2 separate regions of the Homo sapiens genome follow, and region 2 is linked to region 1. A link is a contact called in ENCODE Hi-C data. All regions are on one chromosome and are shown on one strand. The core of a region is the stretch at or near the end of the contact, and the rest is flanking DNA. Distances in the headings are between cores, read along the strand shown. Region 1 holds the start of SOD1 (superoxide dismutase 1). Region 2 holds the start of IFNAR2 (interferon alpha and beta receptor subunit 2).

What was found. Hi-C counts contacts between places; a loop is a spot of excess contacts on that map. Pooled maps may share reads with other maps.
Region 2: a pooled map shows a loop between it and region 1 (5-fold over the local background). The contact joins the promoter of IFNAR2 here to the promoter of SOD1 in region 1. A Hi-C loop is called at or near these places in 6 of 50 pooled maps.

What each region holds. Positions count from the first base shown.
Region 1 is chr21:31,657,934-31,663,287 of GRCh38, reverse strand. It overlaps SOD1 (superoxide dismutase 1), which reads right to left and starts at 3,595. Exons shown (of 5, transcript NM_000454.5): 1 at 3,447-3,595. The coding sequence starts at 3,518. SOD1-DT (SOD1 divergent transcript) reads left to right here and starts at 3,264. Exons shown (of 3, transcript NR_187558.1): 1 at 3,264-3,891; 2 at 5,193-5,354. RefSeq lists enhancers at 1,235-1,743, 1,744-2,253, 2,753-2,952 and silencers at 3,113-3,392, 3,663-3,982.
Region 2 is chr21:33,226,405-33,231,611 of GRCh38, reverse strand. It overlaps IFNAR2 (interferon alpha and beta receptor subunit 2), which reads right to left and starts at 1,674. Exons shown (of 9, transcript NM_001289125.3): 1 at 1,396-1,674. IFNAR2-IL10RB (IFNAR2-IL10RB readthrough) reads right to left here and starts at 1,674. Exons shown (of 13, transcript NM_001414505.1): 1 at 1,396-1,674. RefSeq lists silencers at 1,208-1,257, 1,278-1,337, 1,398-1,857.

The sequences.
Region 1 (5,354 bases), core at 2,346-4,845:
GCTCACTGCAAGCTCCGCCTCCCGGGTTCACGCCATTCTCCTGCCTCAGCCTTTTTAACCCAAAAGGTGTATGTCTCATCCTACACTCTGGAGCCCCTTGCTTTTTCTCCACGCACACCCTTTTCCATATGGCATACTCACTTGACTTTAAAAAAAAAAAAAGAAAAAGTCGCCCTGGAAATGTCCAACAGGCTACCCTGGGACCCCTGCTCTCCACTCCCCACTCAGTGAGTGTTTTTAAGTGTCCATCATAAGTTTTTTTCTTTTTTTTTTTGAGACGAGTCTCGCTCTGTCGCCCAGGCTGGAGTGCAGTGACATGATCTCGGCTCACTGCAAGCTCCGCCTCCCAGGTTCATGCCATTCTCCTGCCTCAGCCTCCTGAGTAGCTGGGACTACAGGCGCCCACCACCACACCCGGCTAATTTTTTTGCATTTTTAGTAGAGACGGGGTTTCACCGTGTTAGCCAGGATGGTCTCCATCTGCTGACCTCGTGATCCACCCGTCTCGGCCTCCCAAAGTGCTGGGATTACAGGCGTAAGCCACCACGCCCGGCTATCACAGGTATTTTTAATTAGCAGTCAGAAAATATTATATTCCACTGCCCCCAGGAGAGGACTGATTCTAGTCTAACCAGACGTACTACTGCTTTCTGAAATCTTTTCAAGCACTGAAACCTAGGTAACCTTTCCACTCTACCAAAATGAAAGCAAGCAGTATAGCCATTCAGGTAATGGTGACAGGTAATGGTGCTCCGTGGCTACATACAGAAATCAAGGAAGTTACAACTAGATCTCAGGACTAAAATAAACACAACATCCACACCACACCGTCATACAACATGTCAGTGTCTCTTGTTTTTAGCTTGGTTTGTTTTCAAATACGGCCAACAGTTAAGGGGCATTAACCCTTAAGATGTGACTTTCCACTGGAAAATATCATTGCTCAAATGAAGTATCCTGGCAATTGCTGCCTTTTTAAATTCTTTTCTTTTTGACAATAGATACTGTGACTCTTCTACAACCTTTAATTTTGGAAAAACTCAAATGTGAAAGTTGTCCCTCAAACACTCTGTTATCAAGAGCACAGGGCCAAAAACAGCAGGTTCTTTGAAACCTCCATTTAACCGGTAATACATTCAGGACATCTAAGTAGCTGTGCTCGGGTACAACCCTGCAGGGACCAGGCTATGAACTTAAGTGAATAACACAGGCCTGGGAAGCGAAAAAATATATGAACTGCTACAGCAGTACTGTCCTGGGCTAATGAAGGCTCAGTATGAAGAGATCTCCAAAAATTCTTCAAGAGAAGCTAGGAAAACTGGATTAATACGTGAAAAATTCTGATCTGTAAAAACTAGCAAAGAGTCCAAGATTTTAAACACGGAATAGGCCAAGCCAAGTAGCTGATAGCCAATGTATTATCTCTGCATATCTGGAAAGCTGGAATGCTCCACTATCCAAGGCTCATTCTCAGGTACAACGGGCACCAAACAAAACGAAGTCAGGCGCTTAAAAGAAGGAACTATGCAAGCTGCTCAGGGAAGGTGGAAAACCTGGGTTCATGCATGGATTCTCAATGGCCAGGGAGAAGGGATTCCTCAGAGGCGTCTTAAGAATAGCACTGGTGGCCGGGCGGGGTGGCTCACGCCTGTAATCCCAGCACTTTGGGAGGCCGAGGCGGGTGGATCACGACGTCAACAGATCGAGACCATCCTGGCCAACATGGTGAAACGCCGTCTCTACTAAAATATAAAAAATTAGCCAGGCGTGGCGGCGCGCGCCTGTAGTCCCAGCTACCCGGGAGGCTGAGGCAGGAGAATTGCTTGAACCTGGGAGGCGGAGGTTGCAGTGAGCTGAGATCGCGCCACTGCACTCCAGCCTGGGCGACAGAGCGAGACTTGGTCTGAAAAACAAAACACTAGTACTGGTGAATTATGTGGGGAGAAGTAAAGAGGGACAAAAAGAAGTCTGACAAATGAAACAGCAAAATGGAGTCAAATGCCAAAGAACCTTTTCCAGAAAATCTGGAGACCTATTAAAGAAAAAGGCTAAACTCATTATCTCCCTCACATATATTTCAGACATTTACACAGACTAACTGTTCCTGTCCTCTCACGTTTCTGTAAACCCCTTTAAAGACTGAATCTCATTCGTATAGTAAATATTCCCTCATGATTTTTAAGCCGAGTGCAAGAGAAAATTTTCCACCAGTTGGTAACTTCACTAAGGTTCTGGGGACAGTGTTATCACAAGCACCTTCCTTGCAACACGTTTTGTAATTTTACTGATAAAAGTTCTGAAAATATTTCTGTATATTTTACAAGAGTCGTTCAGAAGTTTGTCTCTGACCATCTTAGCAACCTGCCTACTGGCAGAGCAATTTTAAAGCCACTTTACGAAAATGTGGCTTAAGAAATGCTCCGACAACAGTTATTAAGTGCCAATTCGGTGTAATGGAAACTCCAGGTCTTCTAATTTCCAAATACGAAACTCCACCCACTGTCCTCAAACGACAGTTCTCAATCGTAGGTGCACATCAAAATCACTTTTGGAAACTTTCAAAAAACAGCAATACTCACCCTGCACTAGGACAGGTTTTGATGTAATTGGTCGGAGGTTGGGCTCTGGTGTATTTTTAGTAAGATCTTCAAATAAGCTAACTGTGCACCCAAAGTTAAGATCACTGCCCTCAAAAATCCCCAAAAGGGTCAGTTAAACCTCTGGCTCCCGGAGCTTAGGAGGAGGAAAAGGACCTCTGTTCAAGGCTACCTTCTCTGCCCTTGCAGCCCAATCATGACCTAGAACAGAGGCCAGCAAACTTCCCTGCAAAGTGTCACACAAACGGTCTCTGTTGCGTATTTTTGTTTTCCAAAGCCTTTTAAAAATATAAAAACCATTCCTAGCCTTAGAGCTGTACAAAAGCGAAGACTCCCTGACCTAGAGCGCTGAAGCCGGAAAGCGGAGAGGGATGCGAAGACACCAGGCGGGCCCAGGCGCAGTCGCCATCCCCGGGCTGGGCCTGGCACTGCGCCACTCGGTGTCCGCGGGACCCTCAGGAACGAGAACACGGCCAAGCAAGGGACGAGCACAGCCGCTCCAGGCACCACGACAGACCCGCGGCGGCGGCCCAAGGACCACAGAGGGCAGCACGCCCGCCCCCGCCCCTCCCCGGCCCGCGGCAATCCCTCCCCGCGCTCCCGCCACGCGCAGGCCCAGCCCCGCGGCGGCCTCGGTCCCACGCCCCGCGCCCGGGCCCGCCCGGTGACTCAGCACTTGGGCACCGCACCGCTGGGGGCGAAGGCACCGACCGGGCGGCACGGGCCGGGACCGGGCGCTGGACCAGGGCGGCCCCGAGGCCTGGCGGGCGACCCGCTCCTAGCAAAGGTGCGCGGGGGGACGAGCGGGTGGGAGCGGCCTCGCAAACAAGCCTCCGTCCCAGCCCTTGCCTTCTGCTCGAAATTGATGATGCCCTGCACTGGGCCGTCGCCCTTCAGCACGCACACGGCCTTCGTCGCCATAACTCGCTAGGCCACGCCGAGGTCCTGGTTCCGAGGACTGCAACGGAAACCCCAGACGCTGCAGGAGACTACGACGCAAACCAGCACCCCGTCTCCGCGACTACTTTATAGGCCAGACCTCCGCGCCTCGCCCACTCTGGCCCCAAACCAATCGCCTCGCACGCGCTCAGCCCGCCCCCTGCGGCAGCCTCGGGTCGCGAGTGGCCGGGAATGACTGGGGGCGGGGCCAAGGGGCCGCGTGCGCCGGAGACTCCCCCCGCCCCGCAGCCGGGAAACGTCCAGAACCCCGAAATGTGGAGAAAACAACCTTCTTTTCACGGGGGCGTGGCCCGCCGGTTGCAGTACGCGAAATTGGCAAAATGATGTAAACAGGGTACGCTTTGAAAATCTGAAGTCACTTTGTCTAGAAATGTCATTAGTTATGACTGAGTTTGGCCACAGCGTCTCATTTGTTACTCAGCAATTGGGACGCCCCAAGATGGATGCTTTTGTAGTTTTCATTTTTTTGTCTTGTTTTTTAGTTTTCTGAGGGTATAGAAAGTCGCTACACCTCAATCCCGGGACTTACCTTTTCTTCCCCTGCAATTTTCTTAGTCCTTAGTATAGAGTTTCTTATTTGGTTGGCAGAATTCGGTATTCTTTTTATATTTTTCCTGTTTGGCAAGGCCACAACCCTACAGATAACCAAACGGCAACTAGTTGGCTTCTAGGCATCACCTGCGTTTTTGTCTGGCCTAAAGGCCACAACACTCAAGGAGGGTAGAATGGTGAAATAATTTATGATGCCTCCATACAACAGGAATGATAAATATGACTTACCTTTCAAGGGAAATATTTCAAAAACATATTGTGAAATGAGAAAATAGTGCAAACTACTTTTGTCCGGGGCGAGGGGGTTGTTTGTTTGATTTTTGAGACAGGGTCTCGCTCTGTCACCCAGGCTGGAGTGCAGTGGCGCCATCATAGCTCACTGCAGCCTCCACCTCCTGGGTTCAAGCCATCCTCCTGCCTCAGCCTCCCAAGTACCTGGGACCACAGGCATGTGCCACCACACCTGGCTGATTTTTGTATTTTGGGTACAGATGGGGTTTTACCATGTTGCCCAGGCTGGTTTCAAACTCCTGAGCTCAAGCCAGCCATCTACCCACCTCGGCCTCCCAAAGTGCTGGGATTACAGACATGAGCCACCACGTCCAGCCTAGTACTTAATATTGAGTATGGCAAAATACTGAGACTTAATTGAAGTCCAGTGTGAAACAACAATAGAAGCTATTCCAGCCTCGTTTGGAGTACACTACTATCGATTTATTTACTTATTTATTATTTACGCTATTTAGACCCTCAGACTCTAATGCATCCTCTATCAGAGAAATACAATTCACATTTTTTTATCATCCTCTAGGAAGTATACATATTTGCAGTTTTGCCTGTTGTATTTGGTAGTAGTCTCCAGATAATTCGTATATTCTAAACGGTTGCATAAACAGTGCAAATGCTGGCCAAAGGGCCTTTGCCCAAGGCTAAAGTTTCTTTGGGTTCCAGGAAGTTCGGCAGATTTCAGTTCATTGTAAACTTGCCAAGGGATCCGCCCACAGACACGAGAGAGCTGCTTTGGGACAGTGAATTACTCTTCTTTTGAGACGGTCTAATGATGCCTGGGTGGTGCCTTCGTAGGATGGTCGTCACACCTGAACAAGGGGGTCCCTGGCCCCAGGCCCCATGCTTTACTGGGCCCTGTTCTGTCCCTCTTCTGGCATCATCTCCCATGGAGAAAAGAATGTGTTGAAGCCAAGAAGATGCTCCCCCCGCAAGAATATCATCTCTGCTAGAACAGGG
Region 2 (5,207 bases), core at 425-2,924, 1.6 Mb before region 1:
TGAGCCATGGAATATATATTTTAATAAATGTTTCACGTCTATGACAGTACCTCTAGGGTTATGATCCTTTTCATACTACTTTTTGAAATGACTTTTAGACAAATCACCATTGTCAAATTATGTGAACCAAAATCAGATTTTCTTTAACTTTTCAATAAATACATGAGAAACTTTAGAGGAAATAATAGGTAAGAAAAATGAGTCATGTACATTTTTGATTATCTAAAATTGTGGAAAACAACTTTATGAACAATAGAACTTACAAGTTCAAGTCATTTTCTGCGACAAACAGATCAAGCCTTATCAGCTATGCCCTAATTGCTAGGAGTGTTTATCGAATATTTTCCTTAGGGTAGATTTTGATAGAGTATCTGCTACCCCCTCACCCCCTCAAGCCTGCACAGGTGGATAGGGGGTGGGTGGACAGGATACTGAGAAACCTTGGCAAGCAGTGGGACTTAGCCCCTGGGCCAGTGAGCACACATGGGAAACTCCACCTCTCCCTGAGCCAGCTCCGGCACTTCTCACCACTGAATCAACGCCCAAGCATGCTATATTCGTTTCTAAGACTTCTTGCTAAACAAAACAAGGAAATAAAAAAAAAAATGTTAAAAGAAAGGAGGTGGGAATACTCAGAGTCAATATAACCATCGCTAACCAAATAAACGGGCTGATGGAGTCAACTCGCTACTGCGTGTAACGGATTGATTTGCTCAGGGTTGAAATGCAAGTGCCGATCGCCTCTCCATATTCGCGGAGTATCTTCCCAGTATCTCCCCTCTCCGACCCTGGGAGGGTGCACCCTTCTGTCTCCGCGGCCACGTCCCCTCGCCCCTTCCCCCTCCTGCCTCCACGCAGCGGATCCGGAGGGGTGTAGGCCGCTCCAGCCCCGGCTGCAGTCTGTGACCCTGACGCAGGTCGAGGGGGGCTAATCCCAGGGGACCTCAAGGGGGCGGGCTGGAGATCCCGAACCTGAGCACCCAGCTGGTGAGCCGGTTTTGCAAGGCGGGGTGGACCTGGAGGAATGTGACCCTCAAACTTAGCAACGACTCACATCTTGCAGTGGCAAATGCCCGGTATCCTGGGCATCCTTGGTGGGGTGGGGTGGGACGCGGAGGGGTGCAACGAAAGCGGACTCCCAGCAGGGGCGACGCGTGGAGGGCGCAGGACAGGGCCCGGGAGGGGTCCTGGGGTCGCAGGTGCGGCCCCGGGAGAGAGGAAGGGCGCACTAGCCGCATACTCAAGACGCAGAGGGAGGGCAGGAGGAGGAGGAGGAGTCGGGGAGAGCGAGAGGGAACCGGAGGGGATTCCGGGAACCGCTGCAGGGAGGCGGCGTTTTCCCTCCAGTCAGCTGGCCACGCGCTCCGCTCCCGCGACCCCGCCACGCTGCGTTACCTTTGCAGCTCTCGCCTTGCGGCTCCCGAGAGATGCTAGCCTCGGGCCCCAGCCGCGCCCGGCTCTGGGACCCGACGCTCGCGGTCAGGATGCGCCTCGCGGGCGGCCTCTCGGACAGAAGCGGCGGGCGGGGGACAAAAGCGGCCCGTGCGGCCGGGTGGTGGTCCGCGGGCTGCGCTCGGGGAACTGTTCGGCTCGCCGGCGGGATTCCTACCCGCCGGGAAGAAGCGTCTTTAGTGCGGGTGCGCGCGCCGAGCCCCGGCCTACGAGGAGCGATACGGAAGCGCGGGCGCCGCGCCGCCGCCGGCGCGGGGGCGGGGGCGGAGCCAGGGGCGGGGCCGGAGCCAGGGGCGGGTCCTGGGCCGCTGGCGGGGCTGGAGCAGGGCCGGAGGCGGAGGCCGGGCCGGGGGCTGGGCAGGAGAATAGAAAAAAGGTCCGGTCATTTACAATCGTCTGCTGCCGATTGTCAGCTCCTAACCAATCCCGCCTTCGCCGAGAAAGCTCCATAGGGGAAGAATTTGGGACTGTTTTGTTTACTGAAGTATCCTTAGGGGTTAGAATAGTGCCTGGCATTTAGAAGACACCCAAAGATGTGTTGACTGACTGAATGAATGAATGAACTAAAGAGTGAATGGGTTCTCTCCTGGCTCCCCCACTTGTTAATTGTATAAACCTGCATGATATAATTCTCCAACTAGTAAAACGAGGATAAAAATACCTACCATTGAGTAAATGTTGTAAATATCTACAACATTATCCGTTGTAGATTCTCCCCTCTTCTCCGCGGGTCTCTTCTCCATACTCCTACCCTTCCCTCGACCCCCCACTGATCAACGTGTTTCGGGATAGGCAGAAAGACAGATGTTCTTCATTAATTTGTCTGCTTGTTATTTATAGCCTGTCAACTTCTAAAATAGACTATGAGGCCGGGAGCGGTGGCTCACACCTGTTATCTCAGCACTTTGGGAGGCCAAGGCAGATGGACCATCTGAGGTCAGGACTTCAAGACCCAGCCTGACCAACATGGTGAAACCCTGTCTGTACTAAAAATACAAAAATTAGCTGGGCGTGGTGGCGGGCGCCTGTAATCCCAGTTACTTGGGAGCCTGAGGCAGGAGAATTGCTTGAACCTGGGAGGTGGAGGTTGCAGTGAGTTGAGATTGCACCATTGCACTCCAGCCTGGGAGACAAGAGCGAAACTCTGTCTCAAGAAAAACGAAAAAAAAAAGAAAATCCAAAACCAAAATAGACTATGAGGCAGCTTTCAAGTAAAATGTATGTATATTCTAAACATTACAGCTACTAAAATGGAAATGTTAATATCTTTTTGAAGGAGAGGGAAAAGATACACTAACCACCTAAATTGTTTTAACTGAGTATTTAATCTCTCGTTCAGCTTTCTGGCCTCCTAGGAAAGGGAGGAGGAGGATGTTTCATACTTTTTGTAGATGGGAAAAATGAGCCTTTTAATCTATGAAGTCAACCAACATTTGCTGATACTCCTTTAAGGCTAGGCACAAGGGTGATCATAAAGAGGATGTCACGGTCCTGCCTCTTATGTGACCCTTGGCAGAATTCCCACCAGCCCCATACGATCTGAAGGGAACTTATCTAGGATCCTATTTCTTATAAAAGACATTCAACATTGAAAATATTTTCAGCCACAGTTTTAGAGAATTTGCAGAAATAGCCTCTGAAAATGGGAGAAATCCAATACCAAACTCCATGTGCTGCATGCACTCTTTTATATAAACATATATATTAAAAATAAAACTATGTCAAAACCTTAACTATGACTTATTGCAGATTGGATGATAGTAGGTGATTTTTATTTTGTTTCCTTTCCAAACATTCTACAGTAAACATCCTTACTTATATAATTAGGAAAAAGATTTTTTAAAAAACAAATGCAGTCCTGGCTAACACGGTGAAACCCCGTCTCTACTAAAAATACCAAAAAAAAAAAAAAAAAAAAAAAAAAATTAGCCAGGTGTGGTGGCGGGCGCCTGTAGCCCCAGCTACTCAGGAGGCTGAGGCGAGAGAATGGCGTTAACCCAGGAGGTGGAGCTTGCCGTGAGCCAAGATTGCGCTACCGCACTCCAGCCTGGGCGACAGAGCGAGACTCCGTCTCAAAACAAGCAAACAAACAAAAAACAAAACAAAACAAAAGCAAATGCAGTCTATGCCAAGGTGTGAAGAGCTTGAAAGCTGTCACTCCACTCCCCACAACAAGAGAAAAGCTGAACAAATTGAAGATTAACAACTCTTCTTGTTTCAGTATCAGTGAATTGAGTCACAGGGCAAACTGCAAAAACTGAAAGACAGACAAATGCAAAGAATCACAGTTTACAGGGACCAGAAGCCTCTGAAATCATAGCAAAACTTAAATTGTAATTGACTAATTGCTGGAGACTGAGTGTGGACTAGCTTGAGAATTAAACACTGTTGGGTACTCAGTCTTAGAGGGATGCTCCCCAAATTGTTAAAGGTTTACTCCAAGAAGCTCTACCAAGTTCTCATGGTAAAGACCACAGAAAAATTCCTGACTGGCCGGTGGGAGGGGAAAAGTAAACATTTTGAGATATGCCCAGAGTGTTCTGTAACAAAAACCTGTCCTCAGGGCAATTACATTACTGGAGCCTAAACTGACCTAGCAGAAGGGCAATTAGACAACTCAGCCCCCTCTAGCCTTCCTGTCTATCATGACTGGAGGAAAAAAGCAAAAGTTAAGAAACTTCTCGGAGGGTCATAGCCCAGAGACTCAGGCCCATTAAAGAAAACTCTGGGAATTAATCATAAGATTGTAGAATGTTTTGCCTCCACAGTATCTTACCACCACATCAACAGGACTCTGTAGTATAATAACGGTGGATTACAACTCCATTTAAGAAGGCATTTCTAGGAAAACCCAAAGACAATGGAGGAGACAAAAATGAGGACACTAAATAAAACTGAAGCCTCTGACACCTACAACTACAGCAAACATTTAACACAGCCTAACTCTTAGCCAGATAAACCTAACACCTTATCCTAAAGGGCCATTTATCTCAGCTCCCATGACCTGATATGTTATATCTAGTTTTTAACAACGAATTACAAGGCATGCTGAAAGGCAGACAACACCAAGCACAATTGGAAGAGACAAAGCAAGCTTAGAAATAAGACTCGGAGATGGCAGAGAATTTGCAAATCAGACTAGGAATTTAAAATCATGATGATCGCTATGCTAAGGGTTTTGTTTTTTCATAGAAAAATATATGGTCTGGTTCCTGCCTAGAGCTCCTAAATCCCCTGCAATTTCCTGAGTAATAGGGGTGATAGGCGTTATAACGAGGCTACTGTTTTTGTTTTTGTTTTTGTTTTGAGACCGAGTCTCGCTCTTTTTCCCAGGCTGAAGTGCAGCTGCGCGATCTCGGCTCACTGCAAGCTCCACCTCCCGGGTTCACACCATTCTCCTGCCTCAGCCTCCCAAGTAGCTGGGACTACAGGCACCCGCCACCACACCCAGCTAATTTTTTTTTTTTTTTTTTGTATTTTTGTAGAGACGGGGTTTCACCATGTTAGCCAGGATGGTCTCAATCTCCTGACCTCATGATCTGCCCGCCTCGGCCTCCCAAAGTGCTGGGATTACAGGCGTGAGCCACCGCGCCCAGCAATGAGGCTACTCTTGGTGAGCCCCTGGATAGCTTTTAGATGGAGGCTGGTCACCAAAAAGACCAAGCCCAATAATCAATAAAGCCTGGAACTTTTGGCCCTACCCCCTCCACCCCAACCTCCAGGAAGGAGAGAGGGACTAGAGACTGAGTTAATGA